2 separate regions of the Mus musculus genome follow, and region 2 is linked to region 1. The links are chromatin contacts, found by Hi-C or POLR2A ChIA-PET in ENCODE. All regions are on one chromosome and are shown on one strand. The core of a region is the stretch at or near the end of the contact, and the rest is flanking DNA. Distances in the headings are between cores, read along the strand shown. Region 1 holds the start of Ufsp1 (UFM1-specific peptidase 1). Region 2 holds the start of Ppp1r35 (protein phosphatase 1, regulatory subunit 35).

Region 1 (7,175 bases), core at 3,454-5,953:
CCACTGAGCTGCTGTCTTCACCCTTTGCCTTTCTTTCTCCCAGCAGACACCAGCCTGTCCTGGCAGTCATGAGGCCTCCCTGGTATCCCCTGCATACACCTTCCCTGGCTTTTCCACTCCTCTTCCTCCTCCTCTCCCTCCTGGGAGGAGGGGCAAGGGCTGAGGGCCGGGAAGACCCGCAGCTGCTGGTGAGGGTTCGAGGGGGCCAGCTGAGGGGCATCCGCCTGAAGGCCCCTGGAGGCCCAGTCTCAGCTTTTCTGGGCATCCCCTTTGCAGAGCCACCTGTGGGCTCACGTAGATTTATGCCACCAGAGCCCAAGCGGCCCTGGTCAGGAGTGTTGGATGCTACCACCTTCCAAAATGTCTGCTACCAGTACGTGGACACCCTGTACCCTGGGTTTGAGGGTACTGAGATGTGGAACCCCAACCGAGAGTTGAGTGAAGACTGCCTGTATCTTAATGTGTGGACACCATACCCCAGACCTGCTTCTCCCACACCTGTCCTCATCTGGATCTATGGGGGTGGTTTCTACAGCGGAGCGGCCTCCTTGGATGTGTATGACGGCCGTTTCCTGGCCCAGGTTGAGGGAGCTGTGTTGGTATCTATGAACTACCGAGTGGGAACCTTTGGCTTCTTGGCCCTACCAGGAAGCAGAGAAGCCCCTGGCAATGTAGGTCTGCTGGATCAACGGCTTGCCTTGCAATGGGTGCAAGAAAATATTGCAGCCTTTGGGGGCGACCCGATGTCAGTGACTCTGTTTGGGGAGAGTGCGGGTGCAGCCTCCGTGGGCATGCACATACTGTCCCTGCCCAGCAGGAGCCTCTTCCACAGGGCTGTCCTCCAGAGTGGCACACCCAATGGGCCCTGGGCCACTGTGAGTGCTGGAGAGGCCAGGCGCAGGGCCACACTGCTGGCCCGCCTTGTGGGCTGTCCCCCAGGTGGCGCTGGTGGCAATGACACCGAGCTGATAGCCTGCTTGAGGACAAGGCCCGCTCAGGACCTGGTGGACCACGAGTGGCACGTCCTGCCTCAAGAAAGTATCTTCCGATTTTCCTTCGTGCCTGTGGTAGACGGGGACTTCCTCAGTGACACACCGGAGGCTCTCATCAATACTGGAGATTTTCAAGACCTGCAGGTGACTAATGGCTGATAGGGGCAGACCAGATTCTTCTGGGTTTCATCCGTCCTTCCCCCTTTCCCAGGGACCCAGGCATGAGGGCTTACTACAGATCCACTGTTAGAGGTCCAAGTTTGTGGGTCCCAAAATCAGTCCTTCCCTGCCGAGTGGTTCAGATCCCAAAGTGGTTGCCGGGCGAAAAAGAAACTATGGGTATATTTTTTTCTTCCTCCACGCCTTGTCTCTCCACCCCACCCCCACCCCCACCCCGCTCTCTGTTCTACACAGTTCTGGCTTTGTAATGGTTCGTCTCTCTGGCTATTAGGTTGCTCATCTGTCTCTGTGTGCCTCTCTATCATCTCTCCATCCTTTCCCCCATCTCCAACTATCCTCAGGTGCTGGTGGGTGTGGTGAAGGACGAGGGCTCCTACTTTCTGGTTTACGGGGTCCCAGGCTTCAGCAAAGACAATGAATCTCTCATCAGCCGGGCCCAGTTCCTGGCTGGGGTGCGGATCGGTGTACCCCAAGCAAGTGACCTGGCAGCCGAGGCTGTGGTCCTGCATTACACAGACTGGCTGCACCCTGAGGACCCTACTCACCTGAGAGATGCCATGAGTGCAGTGGTAGGCGACCACAACGTTGTGTGCCCTGTGGCCCAGCTGGCTGGGCGACTGGCTGCCCAAGGGGCCCGGGTCTATGCCTACATCTTTGAACACCGTGCCTCCACACTGACTTGGCCCCTCTGGATGGGGGTGCCCCATGGCTATGAAATCGAGTTCATCTTTGGGCTCCCCCTGGATCCCTCGCTGAACTACACCACGGAGGAGAGGATCTTTGCTCAGCGACTTATGAAATACTGGACCAATTTTGCCCGCACAGGGTCAGTGGTATTGGAGTGGGGATGGCGTCTGGGGGTCCAGGGGAGAGGGGTACCCATGGATGGCAGTGAAAAAGAAGAAGAAACCTTCACAAAGTTAAGGGGTGAAGAGAAAGTCTCAGGTGATGCCGGAGAACAAGGCAGGCAGAACAGGGAGTCCTTAAAAGACAAAACCAGCTGGGAACCTTGAATCCCAGCACAGGAGGGAGAAGACAGTCTAATGTATACAGTTCCAGACTAGCTGGGACACGACAGAGTGAGAGCCCCCATAAGGGCTGGGAACAGCTCCATGGTAGACGGCTGAAAAGCAAATGTATATGAGGCCACCCCAGCACTCTAAAAGACAGCGAGGTAACTGGTATTCAACAGATAAAAGAGATTGCCCTGCAAGCCTATCTCAGTTGAATCCCTGAAACACAGAGAAGTGGCTCTCCACAAAGCTACCCCTGACCTTCAAATCTCTCTCACTCACACACAAACCCACACAGATGATGATGATGATGACGACAGAGAAAGGCAGTAGAGGTTTGGGGGTGTAGCTCAGTTAGTACTTACCTACCTAGCATGCACAAACCCTTGGGTGCATCTGATTTTCGTTTCCCAAAGTAAAAGTAATAATTGTAGAGACAGGACTGCACCTACCTACACAGCTAAAAGCACAATCCTAGAATTTTTATTTTAAAATAGGGTCTCGCTATGTAGCACTGGCTGGTCTGGAAATCTCCATGTTGATCAGGCTGGCTTCAAACTCAGAAAAATTAGCCTGCCTCTGCTTCCCGGGTGCTGGGATTAAAGCCTGTAGTACCGCACCCAGCTAGAAAGACTTTGAAAACAAAGGGAAATGGAGAAAGAGACAGAGATGTCCAGTGGAAAGAAAACTTCCCTAGGTGGTGGAATGGTAGAAGGTACTTAAAATGAGAAGGGAACCTATCCATGTCTGTAAATCCGTACTCTGGGAAACTGAGGCAGAAGCATTGGCAGCACTCATTTCTCTCTCTCTCTCTCTCTCTCTCTCACACACACACACACACACACACACACACACACACACACTCACACGGGGCGAGGGCGGGGGTGGGGGGCTGGCTGGAGTAGGGAGAAGAGAGTTGGGTGTTAAGAGTTGAAGAGGGTCCAGAGTCAGGAAAAGGATCCACGTCTTCATTCCTTATTCCTCTGGGCAGGCTGAGATTTCCCTTTCCTTCCTCAGGGACCCCAATGACCCTCGAGACTCCAAATCTCCACAGTGGCCACCGTACACCACTGCCGCGCAGCAATATGTGAGCCTGAACCTGAAGCCCTTAGAGGTGCGGCGGGGACTGCGCGCCCAGACCTGCGCCTTCTGGAATCGCTTTCTCCCCAAATTGCTCAGCGCCACCGGTAGGCGCATGGAGTGGGGGGAGCAGGGAATGCACAAGGCGGCAAGGGTTGGAAGGAGGGGAGAGAGATGGGGTGCAAAACACAGGGTGTAATCCCTCTCTTCTCCACCTCCCCAGCCACGGAGGCTCCTTGCACCTGCCCAAGCCCCGCCCATGGGGAGGCGGCCCCGAGGCCCGGGCCGGACTTAGCCCTGTCCCTCCTCTTCTTCCTTTTCCTCCTCCACTCCGGGCTTCCGTGGCTCTAACTGCAATCCTTTCCCCTTCTGGTCTCAAAGCACACTTACTCTAGTGTGTAGCTGAGAAGGGGCCCCTCTCAGGGATACAGAACCCCACTCCATTCTCAAGCCGAGACAAAATGGACAGACTCAGGGATCTTTGTTAAACAAAAATTCAAAAAACAGGATTTTTTTTTTTTTAATGTAAAAAATTATCCTTTGGAGCTTGAGCCTGGTGTTGAGGGGAGAAGGATCCGGGGCTAGTTGGCGTCAGCCAAAGGGCCTTATAATCGCCAACTATTTCTGTATCTTCTCTCTTTTCCCCACTAACCCATGAACCCTTCTCCCACTCTGATCCTGTCCCTCCCCTCCGTCTTCCGGTGATTTTTATCTCTTCCTCTCCTTCCTGTTCCACCTCTCCCTTCATTCTCCGGATCATCCACTGTTCTCTTTCCACCACCCCGCTCGGCCTCCGACAATGCGTGTGTGCCGGCGCACTCACGACCGGTCTCCACTACCCGACCTGTTCCGTTTCTCCCACTCTTGCGGGGTGCCCTGGCCGCAGATACTCTGGACGAGGCGGAGCGCCAGTGGAAGGCCGAGTTCCACCGCTGGAGCTCCTACATGGTGCACTGGAAGAACCAGTTCGACCACTATAGCAAGCAGGAGCGCTGCTCAGACCTGTGACCCCTTGGGGGACCCCAGGTCCTGCCGCCCTGCCCGAGCCCCTAGCTGTATATACACTATTTATTTAAGGGCTGGGATATAATACGACCGAGCCCCCAGGCCCTGTCCACTCCTCCCCGACTTCCTCCCACTAGGGGCTCCCCATCTTCTGCATGTCTTGGGCTAAGCTCCCCTCCCCGCGGTGCCTTCGCCCCTCTGGGCCGCCAATAAACTGTTACAGCCACCAGAGTCTGTGCAACACGCGGGAAGTTGGGGCGGGGATGAGGTCAGAGACGCTGGGAACAGAAGCCTCGGGATTGGTGAGCACTGAGGCACCCTGCCCGCAGCATCCGGCGGAAGCAAGCGCTGGGCCCGCCCCTAGGGGCGGAGCCTGCGACTGCGCAGCCAGGCTGGTTTGCCGGCGCCTTTTAGAAGGCTCCTTAATTCGTCTGCCTGTGGAATCATCTCTCCTGCCGCTAGCCTGCTTGCTGAGAGTTCTCCGGTTCTACGTGCCCACACTGCCCGTAGCTAGTCCCAGAAAACACCAGGAACCCGGAATTGGCCCTGCCTCGATGACAGCTGCTCTACCGAGCACCCTGGAGCTGCTGAAGGACGTGCACCTGGGCCTGCCTGTGCCCTGCCATGATCCCGCCCGACTGGCCCTCCTCTCAGGCCACTACCTTTACTATCACTATGGTTGCGATGGACTGGATGACCGTGGCTGGGGATGCGGCTACCGCACCCTGCAGACGCTGTGCTCCTGGCCAGGGGGCCAGTCCTCGGGCGTGCCTGGACTGCCAGCCTTGCAGGGAGCCCTAGAGGCCATGGGCGACAAGCCCCCCGGATTCCGGGGCTCCCGTAACTGGATCGGCTGTGTAGAGGCCAGTCTCTGCCTAGAACACTTCGGAGGACCTCAAGGGCGCCTATGCCACTTGCCCCGCGGAGTAGGGCTTAGGGGAGAAGAGGAGCGGCTTTATTCACACTTTACAACGGGTGGGGGCCCAGTAATGGTAGGAGGAGATGCAGATGCCCAGTCCAAGGCCCTGCTGGGGATCTGTGAGGGGCCAGGTTCAGAAGTCTATGTCTTGATACTGGACCCACACTACTGGGGCACTCCAAAAAACCGTTGTGAACTACAAGCTGCTGGATGGGTGGGCTGGCAAAAGGTAAAAAGCGTCTTTGATTCCAATTCCTTCTACAACTTGTGCTTCACCAGAAATCTCTGAATCACCACGCCCTACCTGCACCGTTGGGTAGATCCCAGAACTGAGACTAAACACAGCCACCTATTTACTTCGCACAGGCCCCCACCGCGATCAAGTTTGGGCCTGGCACAATGATACGGGCAGGTGAATCTGAGTTCAAAGCCAACTTGGTCTACACAGCAAGGCCAAGCTGGAATTAGAGATACTGTTCTGAAAAATAATAAATTGGCGTAATTCAGCTTACTATGGCCCAGCCTGTGTTTGGGAAGGGACATACAGCACACAGTTAACACACACTACCAAAGTGTTTTTACTAGCGGGTAAAATAACGTACAAAAAACTTTTCAGCTGATGGGATAAAGTGGTCACGGGTACTGATGTAGCAATGCAGGAGGGGACATGGATGGCTCAAAAGAAGTCAACATCATCCGGGGCATCCAGGTCCCGATACTCCACTATGGCCCTTGGGTCTCCTCGAACCATCCTGTGAGATAAAGGAAATGTGAACAGATGTCCCTATAGTCAGAGACGGGGAAAGGCAGCCTGGGCATCGTTCGTGCTCACCTGTTCCGAGGTTTCCCAGGATAACCGCCTTGGCCTCGAAAAGCATCATAGTTCCCACGGCCGGCACCATATGGAGCATGGGGGTATGGAGGCCCTCCTGTTGGGACTGCAGGGCGGACAGCACCAGCTATGACAAAGACCCAGGGTGAACTAAAAACTGACCTCAACCTCAGCCTAAGCTTTGTAGCCGCCTACAGACACCAAACCCCTGCACTGCCTTTCCACACTCACCTCCATAGCCCAAGATGGGAGGCCGGGGCTGACCATATGGCATCAAGCCCTGTGGCGTCTGATGTGGGTAGGGAAGTCCTGGGGTCAGGCCTGGGGGGAGTACAACACGGACAGGAACATGAATTACTGCGGGGGAGGAAAGGGACTGACAAGAATTCTAGGAATAGGGCCTGAAGGTTAGTGGAGCACACTTCTCAAAGTAGAAGAAAGAAGTCAAAGGTATGGCAGCCACCACAGATCGTATCTTACTCTGGGCAGGGCCAGGTGGCTGAGCTGGCTTGATCTCAGGCAAAGCTGGGCGCTTGGCGTCTGTGAGAAAGTTATTGAAGAACGCCACCTCCTTCTTCACCTCCTCGATCTTCTCGGCATGCTTATTGAAGATATGCTTGCGCACAAACTCCGGGCCCTGGGAGGAGCGGATGAGGACGGACAGCATGCTGCAGTCTCTTCCCCACCGAACCCCGCTGGAAGGTAACAGCTTCCTCCAGGCTTTTAGGGGTTTTGCTACCCAAGCCCTCCTCCCAATCTACCCTCACAATTCTTTTCACATCTCAGACCTTGAATTTCTTGCCACTGAGAGGACATAGCCACTTATCCTTGCCCAGTTCCTGCGTGTTGGAGGTGACAAACTTCTCCACTTCCTGCTCTGGGTCTTTTCGACCCATCTTCTGGGCCTCTTCCTCAGAAAGGGATTCACGCACACTCAACAGTGGAGTCAGTTTCTCCTCAAATGTCTTCTGCCACTCCAGCACTGTGTGGGTGACAAAGGCAAGCTGAGAGGGAGACTGGAGCAAGGGGGAAGAGGAGGGACAGTAGACAGAGGTTGGCCATGAAAGACAACATGAGGGACCTGCAACGTACCTTCTCCGTGACTAATTCGGTTGGGAGGCATGGGCCCCCGAACGTGGATTATGCCACAGCGG
Region 2 (7,175 bases), core at 2,850-5,349, 480 kb after region 1:
CAGGACAGCCAGAGCTACATTGAGAAACCTTGCCTTGAAAAACAAAATGCTGCAAGGGGGATAGAAAGATGGCCCAGCCATTAAGAATACAGGCTGCCCTTCCAAAGGACCTGGGTTCAATTCCCAGCACCCACATGGCAACTCACAACTGTCTGTAATTCTGGTTCCATGGGATCTGACTCCCTTACACAGATAAACAGAACACCAAGGTAAATAAAAATAAATACATCAGGTAAAGAAATAAAGGATCTTGTTGGAGACCCGGGGATGTGGCTCAGTGGGTAGAGTACTCACCTTGCATGCATGAGGTTCTGGCTTCCACCTCCACTACCACAGAAACCCAGTTATGATGGTACACACTTGAAATCCCAACAATTCAGAGGTGGACACAGGAGGGTGACGTTCAAAGTCACTGTTGGCTACATAGTGAGTTCAAAGCCAGCTTGGTTTACAGATCTTGTCTTAAAGTGGGGGAAAGGATTTATGGTTATGATTTATTGAATATGATGACTCTTTGAGGCCTAAAATGATGCTGAGTAAGCCGGAAGTAGGGAGAGTGAATCTCCAGTGGGTGTGTGTGAAGCGTGCTCTAGCATCTGTTTTGAGGAAAGGATGTCTTTAGGAAAGAGGTAAGGAAAAGAATAAGGGGCTGGAGAGATGGCTCAGTGGTCACAAGCCTTGTTCCTTGTGATGGTTTGTATATGCTTGGGCCAGGGAGTGGCACTATTAGGAGGTGTGGCCTTGTTGGAGTAGGTGTGTCACTGTGGGTGTGGGCTTTAAGACCCTCATCCTACCTGCCTGGAAGCTAGTATTCTGCTAGCAGCCTTCAGATGAAGATGTAGAACTCTCAGCTTCTCCAGCACCATGCCTGCCTGGATGCTGCCATGTTCCTGCCTAGATGATACTGGACTGAACCTCTGACCCAGTAAGCCAGCCCCAATGAAATGTTGGCCTTTATGAGAGTTGCTTTGGTTATGGCATCTGTTCACTACTAATACACTCCTCTTGCAGAGGACCCAGGTTCGCTTTCCAGCACCCACATCAGGCAGCTTACTGCCTGCAACTCTGGTCCCAGGGAATCCGATAGTCTCTCTCTCTCTGTCTTTGAAGGGCACCTGCAGGCATGTGGTGCACATATATGCACTCAGGCACACAAGCATACACACAAAATAAAAAAGTAAAGTAGATTAGATTAGGCAGGCCTTGAACTCAGAGATCCAACTGCCTCTGCATCCCAAGTGCTGGGACTAAAGGTGTGCAGCACCACCACTGCCCAGCTATTTTCTTTTAAACAAAAGCTCTCATGGATCCAGGTTGGCCCCCAACATCCTATGTACAAAGCAATTACTGTGAACTACTAAGTCTACTGCCTCCATCTCTGGGGTACTGAGATTACAGGTGTACACCACCACAACTGGTTTTATGAAGTGCTGGAGATGGAACCCAGAGTCTCATGCATGCTAGGCACCCTCTGACAGAGTCTCTCTTACAGCCAAGGCTAGCTGTGAACTTGTGATCTCCCTGGCTGGGGTTACACGCATGATCACATCCTGCCTTCCCCGGGCATCTCTCTGAGGCGCCCATTTCTACAATTCCACAGATGGCAGGTGTGGATAAGCAGCTCAGAGTACGCCTTACGGGGTTCTAACCTCCCTGGGGCCACATTTCCAGTCCTACCTTCTTTCCTCATTGCACAAAGCTGGGGCTGGGGGTGGAGCCAGAGCTGGCTTGGAAGCGATGTGTGCAAGACCAGGTGGTTGGGGCTGCAGTCTGGACAGACAGAGAACTGCATCTTGGAAACACCTCTTTCCCCAAACATCAGGGCCTTTTGCCAGAATCCTTGACACCCCATTCATCAGCTGCCAAAACAATAAAAGGGGAACCTGGCAGGATGTTGTAAAGGACATACAGGGGAGGAGAGAGAATTCTGAGTGCCAGGAACTAGGAGGGCAGGAAGACAAAGCTAGGACCCAGTACAAACCCACCCCTGAGCTACAGCACAGTCCCCGCCCACTTGAAATTGTAACCTTTATTTTTAGATGTGGGTGTGGACTAGCTCATGCTATAACCTGTGTGTCAGTCGGAGGACAGCTTGCTGGAGCTGGTTTTCTTCCACTGTGTGGTTCCCAGGGAACAAATTCAGGTTCCCATTACAGATGGTTGTGAGCCACCATGTGGTTGCTGGAAATTGAACTCAGGACCTCTGGAAGAGCAGTCAGTGCTCTTAATCGCTGAGCCATTTCTCCAGCCCACACTTTTTTTTTTTTTAAAGTGGGTCAGGCAGTGATGGCACACACCTTTAATTCCAGAACTTGGGAGGCAGAGGCAGGCAGATTTGTAAATTCAAGGCCAGCCTGGTCTACAAAATGAGTTCCAGGACAGCCAGGGCTACACAGAAAAACCCTGTCTGGACCCCCTCCCCCCCCAAAAAAAAGTGGAAAGTGAAATTCATTACGCACATCCACACACACACACACACACACACACACACACACACACACATACACACACACACACCATTCATTGCCCAGGTCTTGTATTTGACCTAACATCCTTGAAACTACCAGGTAAGTCTTTTTGAAAAGTACAAACAGCTTCCCCAGCCCAAAGGCTGACTCCTCCGAGGTCTGTAGCAGACGTGGCCTCTCTGCTCCGACCTGATGTTCCCAGCTGGGTGTTTGAGAGATAACCTTGATTTATGATTGTCTGTGTTCCTTGTTCATGTAAGAACTTTATGACCCCATTACCATATTTGGGTGTGGTATTTGGGGAGATCTGAATTTGTTTCTGGACTATAGTCGCTCTCCTTTTGGTTTCACCAGAAATGATCTTATTACCTTTAAGGTTCCAGCTGTGTTTTGCATTATAAGGAGAAACCCTCTTAGTCACAGGAGTTACAGGCTTATCCAAATGCAGACTCCGAGTACTGGTCACCTGCCTTCACAACCATCAGCATTAGCTGCCGGCTTTCTTTTAATGCGTATGTGCTAAATGAATGCTGCACATCTGTGTGTGTAGGTGCAGTCTCCCCATTTATGTGTGTGTGTGTAGAGGCCAGAAATGAACATCAAGGTGTCTTCCTCTATCACTGCCCACCTTATTTGTTAAGGCAGGGACTCGATGTGAGCCTGGAGCTCCATGTTTTGGCTAGGTTGGCTGGCCATTGAGCCCCGGGGGTTATTGGGTTTTACACAGATGCAGACGCAGGGGATCCAAACTCAGATTCTTTCTTATTCGTTCCTTTCCTTTGTTTTTGCTTTTCAAGACAGGGTTTCTCTGTGTAGCCCTGACTGTCCTGGAACTCACTCCGTAGACCAGGCTGGCTTCGAACTCAGAAATCCGCCTGCCTCTGCCTCCCAAGTGCTGGGATTAAAGGCGTGTGCCACCACGGCCCAGCTGCTTCTAACTCCTAAGCCGTCATTGCTTTTTAAAAATGTCTCTGTGTGTTGTGTGTATGTGGTGGTGTGGTTTGGTGGACTGAGAGACTAGGATGTGGATTTTCCTTAGTCTAAGTGTGCATCAGAGGACAACAGAAAGGAGTCAGTTCTCTCCTTCCACCACGTGTGACCCTGGAATTGTCAGTCTTGATGGCAATCGCCTTTACCCTCTGAACCAACCCCCAGGATATGGATTTAAAATTAAGGCAATATTCCGTCAATTCCCTTAGTACTTCCTTATGCAAATATCAGAATCCAGGGATTTTGCAACGAATCTGCTTCCACGTACAGGGAAGATTTGATCGGCGTTCAAAAATGACCAAAACCTTCAGGAAGGGGGGTGGGGGCGCCACTCGGGACCTCTAGATGCGAGAGCAGCGAGGATATTGTTACAGTGAAAGAGGACTAACGCTTTAATCCCAGAACAAATGAGCATTAGAGTCTGACAGGCAAAGACGCCACACCCCCGTTCCCTAAGGAAAAGTAGTCTAGATAGGAATCCGTAGAGTACCTAGGGCACCGTCGCTCTAACGCCCCGCCTTAAAGGCGAAGTTAGCGTGTGAGGGCGGAAGTGCGTCCGGAAGCTGGAGGGCGGAGCGGTGGGAATGACGTCCAGGAGCGCCAATGGAGTGGCGCGGCGGGCGTGTCTTACTCCGGTGGGTAAGGGCTAACGGTTTCCGGTAGTGGTAGCCCCGGAGGGTGGGAGAAAAGAGGAGACCCCGCGTCCTGAAACCCCGAGCCTTTAGAACAAGATGATGGGCTTCGGGGCGTCTGCGTTAGAGTCCATTGAAGGCGAAGAGGCCCTGGAGGTCCCGGGGCCACCCCCGGAGCCGCGAGCCCCGGAACCCCGAGCCCCAGAGCCCGAGCCGGGCTTGGACTTGAGCCTTAGCCCGAGCCCGCTGCCCGAAAGTCCGAAGGCGCGGAAGAGCAGCCCGGGTCAGCGGAAGGGGCGGCGGGGCGGTAGCCGGAGGGGGCGGCAGGTGAGCGGCGTGAAGGCCCGGCCCCCCGCCCGCCGAGCGCCCCGGGATCTGCAGCTCACGGTTCCGCCCTCCACTCCCAGGTTCGTTTTCAACTGGCGCCGCCCTCCCCGGTGCGGTCCGAGCCGCTGCTGGTGGCCGGTGCACCGGGCGACGATCATGAGCTGGAGGCACCGGCCCTGCAGAGCAGCCTGGCTTTGAGTCTGGAGCTGCAGAACGCGCGCGCCGCTGTCGCCAGCGGCCAGTTTGATGCCTCCAAGGCGGTAGAGGAGCAGCTGAGAAAGTCGTTCCGGACCCGCTGTGCCCTGGAGGAGACCGTGGCGGAGGGTGAGGGGGGCAGGCGGCCGGCCGGGCGCGGTGGTCTGGGTGAAGGGCGATCCTCAGTCCCGCCTTCCCTGCGCTCGCAGGGTTGAACGTGCCGCGCTCTAAGCGACTCTACCGAGACCTGGTGAGTCTGCAGGTGCCCGAGGAGCAGGTACTGAACGCGGCGCTGAGGGAGAAGCTGGCGATGCTGCCACCGCAGCCCCGAGCCCCGCCCCTGAAGGTGAAGGAAGGGATGCAGGGACCTGGACATCCCTCTACCCCCTGGGCTCTCTTCCTCCACCTCGAGTGTAACCTGCTTCACCTTCCCATAGGAGGTGCTCGGGCCGGGCCCAGACATGACCATGCTGTGCAACCCAGATTCTCTGTGGTCCGAATCTCCGCACTTGACAGTGGATGGGCTGCCCCCACTAAGGCTTCAAGCCCGGCCCCGCCCTTCAGAAGATACCTTTCTCATGCATCGGATGCTGAGGCGCTGGGAAGCGTAGCCCTCATAACTCTGGAATGCTAGTCTGTAATTTTGTTAGTTTTTTTTTTTTTTATAATAGAATAAAATGTTTCCCCCCCTAAATTACCGAACTGTTCTTGGGAGTTTAGATAGGATTAAACTGCTTCAGGGTCTTCTACCCTTTTCCTGCCCCGACCCCCATGGCAAGTGGAAAGCACTGTCCCAAGTGTGGGGTCAGACCTTCCTCTCCATTTAAATCCCCAGCTTTAGTTATTAGAACTTGAGCCTTAGCCTGACACCGAGGCTCCAAGAATGTCCCAGCACTTGGGAGGCTGAGGCAGAAGGATTCTATGTCCAAGGACAGTCTGAGTTACACAAATTATTTTGATACGGTTTCAGGCAGGGTAGGTTCAGATGAGTGGTAGTACCTGGGGAAAGCATGTACAAAGCCCTAGGTTCAATCCCCAGAGTTGAGTGTGCAAGTGTGTAGTCAAACAGTAGTCAAAGTGTTTTAAATTCCACTTTGGCTGGGTGTGATGAACACTTGAGGTAGAGACAGAATCAGGAATTCCAGGCCAACCTAAGTTACCAAGTAACTGTGTCAAAACAACACTGCACACATACTGCTCTAGTTGTACAAACTATTATTTGTCTCTCTACATAGCTCTGGTTGTCTTGGAACTCATTATGTAGTCCGAGCTGATCTTAAACTCAGGAGACTTGCCTGTCTCTGCTTTCTGAGTGCTGGGACTAAAGGCATGTACCACTATACCTGGCTATTCAAATACTTCTGAGTAAAAAGTACTTACCCCAAATGTGGGTTTTAACACTTAATGATTGCTTCAAAGGAGACTGCTGGCTTCCATTCTTGTTGGGGACTAACAGGAGAGTGCTCAGTGTTTGTTCAAGGTTCCAGCTGCTCTTGACAAACTAATCAAGACCTTCATTTTGTAAAACATCCAAGCATCTCATTCCACCAAGGGTCCTGTAGCAGGTTTGTGGCTCTGGGCTATTAACTTTCTGGTTCCATTTTACCTCCACTGCCACCCACCCCTAAAGTTAGCCTGCCTCAAACTTCCATACACAAACACTTATCTGGAGTTTTCTTTTTTTTTTTGGTTTTTCGAGACAGGGTTTCTCTGTGTAGCCCTGGCTGTCCTGGAGCTCACTCTGTAGACCAGGCTGGCCTCGAAATCCGCCTGCCTCTGCCTCCCGAGTGCTGGGATTAAAGGCGTGCGCCACCACGCCCGGCTGGAGTTTTCTTTTGAGGAAGGTAATTTGGACCCACTACCATCTTAAGCATTGTGTAAGGGTACTGTACTGTCTAGTTTCTATCAACCTTGATGCAAGCTAGTCACCAGGAGGGAGCCTCAACTGAGAAAATGCTCTATGAGACAGTAGGCAAGCCTACAGAACATTTTAATTAGTAGTTGATGAGAAGGCCTGGCTCATTGTGGGTGGGGCCATCCCTGTGCTGGTGGTCCTGGGGTCTATAAGAAAGGCTGAGTAAGCCACAGGGGTAATTGAGTCAGCACCCCTTGATGTCTTTTACATGAGCCTTCTGGTCCTTGCCTTCCCCTGAGATGTGGAAGCATAAGCTGAGTAAACCTCTTCCCCAACTTTCTTTGGTCATGGTGTTTCACAGCAATAGTAACCCTAAGACAGGCACTAACAGTCTTCAAAACTAAACTATTGACTTCCCCAACGCTTACCTCTTTGAGACACTGAATCACTATGCAGTCAACCCAGGCCGGCCTCACACCTTGAGATCTTGCCTGTCTCTGCATCCCAAGTGCTGGCATAAAAAGGCCTATGTCCCACCACACCCAATAAAAACCACCCTAGAGGGACTAGGACGGGCAAAGGGAGAACATAGTCCTACTCGGAGGTACTACCGCTAGAAAGTGCTGGACACAGGTGCGGGGGCCACTGCCCTAGTTATCAAGTTTATTGTGCTGTTCTCACATTTCCAAACCCAGCTCCCTCCCACCG

The links. A loop is a pair of places that touch in the nucleus more often than their neighbours do. ChIA-PET counts read pairs that join two places held with the same protein, here RNA polymerase II (POLR2A).
Region 2: a loop to region 1 is called in a map of regulatory T cell, with 2.6 times the contacts of the local background. The contact joins the promoter of Ppp1r35 here to the promoter of Ufsp1 in region 1. A Hi-C loop is called at or near these places in 1 of 37 maps with a recorded cell type or tissue (regulatory T cell). POLR2A ChIA-PET finds 5 or more read pairs at or near these places in 1 of 5 experiments (Patski).

Annotation. Positions count from the first base shown.
Region 1 is chr5:137,289,966-137,297,140 of GRCm38, forward strand. Ufsp1 (UFM1-specific peptidase 1) reads left to right here and starts at 4,704. Exons shown (of 1, transcript NM_027356.2): 1 at 4,704-5,699. The coding sequence starts at 4,825. The coding sequence ends at 5,478. It overlaps Ache (acetylcholinesterase), which reads left to right. Exons shown (of 5, transcript NM_009599.4): 2 at 47-1,136; 3 at 1,514-1,998; 4 at 3,203-3,372; 5 at 4,152-4,501. The coding sequence starts at 69. The coding sequence ends at 4,273. Srrt (serrate RNA effector molecule homolog (Arabidopsis)) reads right to left here. Exons shown (of 20, transcript NM_031405.2): 15 at 7,114-7,175; 16 at 6,810-7,003; 17 at 6,502-6,658; 18 at 6,253-6,354; 19 at 6,022-6,148; 20 at 5,739-5,941. The coding sequence ends at 5,866. It overlaps Mir8116 (microRNA 8116), which reads left to right and starts at 3,815; the gene lies at 3,815-3,911. It also overlaps Mir7036.
Region 2 is chr5:137,774,805-137,781,979 of GRCm38, forward strand. It overlaps Ppp1r35 (protein phosphatase 1, regulatory subunit 35), which reads left to right and starts at 4,100. Exons shown (of 4, transcript NM_027242.5): 1 at 4,100-4,417; 2 at 4,498-4,741; 3 at 4,822-4,958; 4 at 5,050-5,303. The coding sequence starts at 4,190. The coding sequence ends at 5,223. Mepce (methylphosphate capping enzyme) reads right to left here. Exons shown (of 4, transcript NM_144913.3): 4 at 7,102-7,175.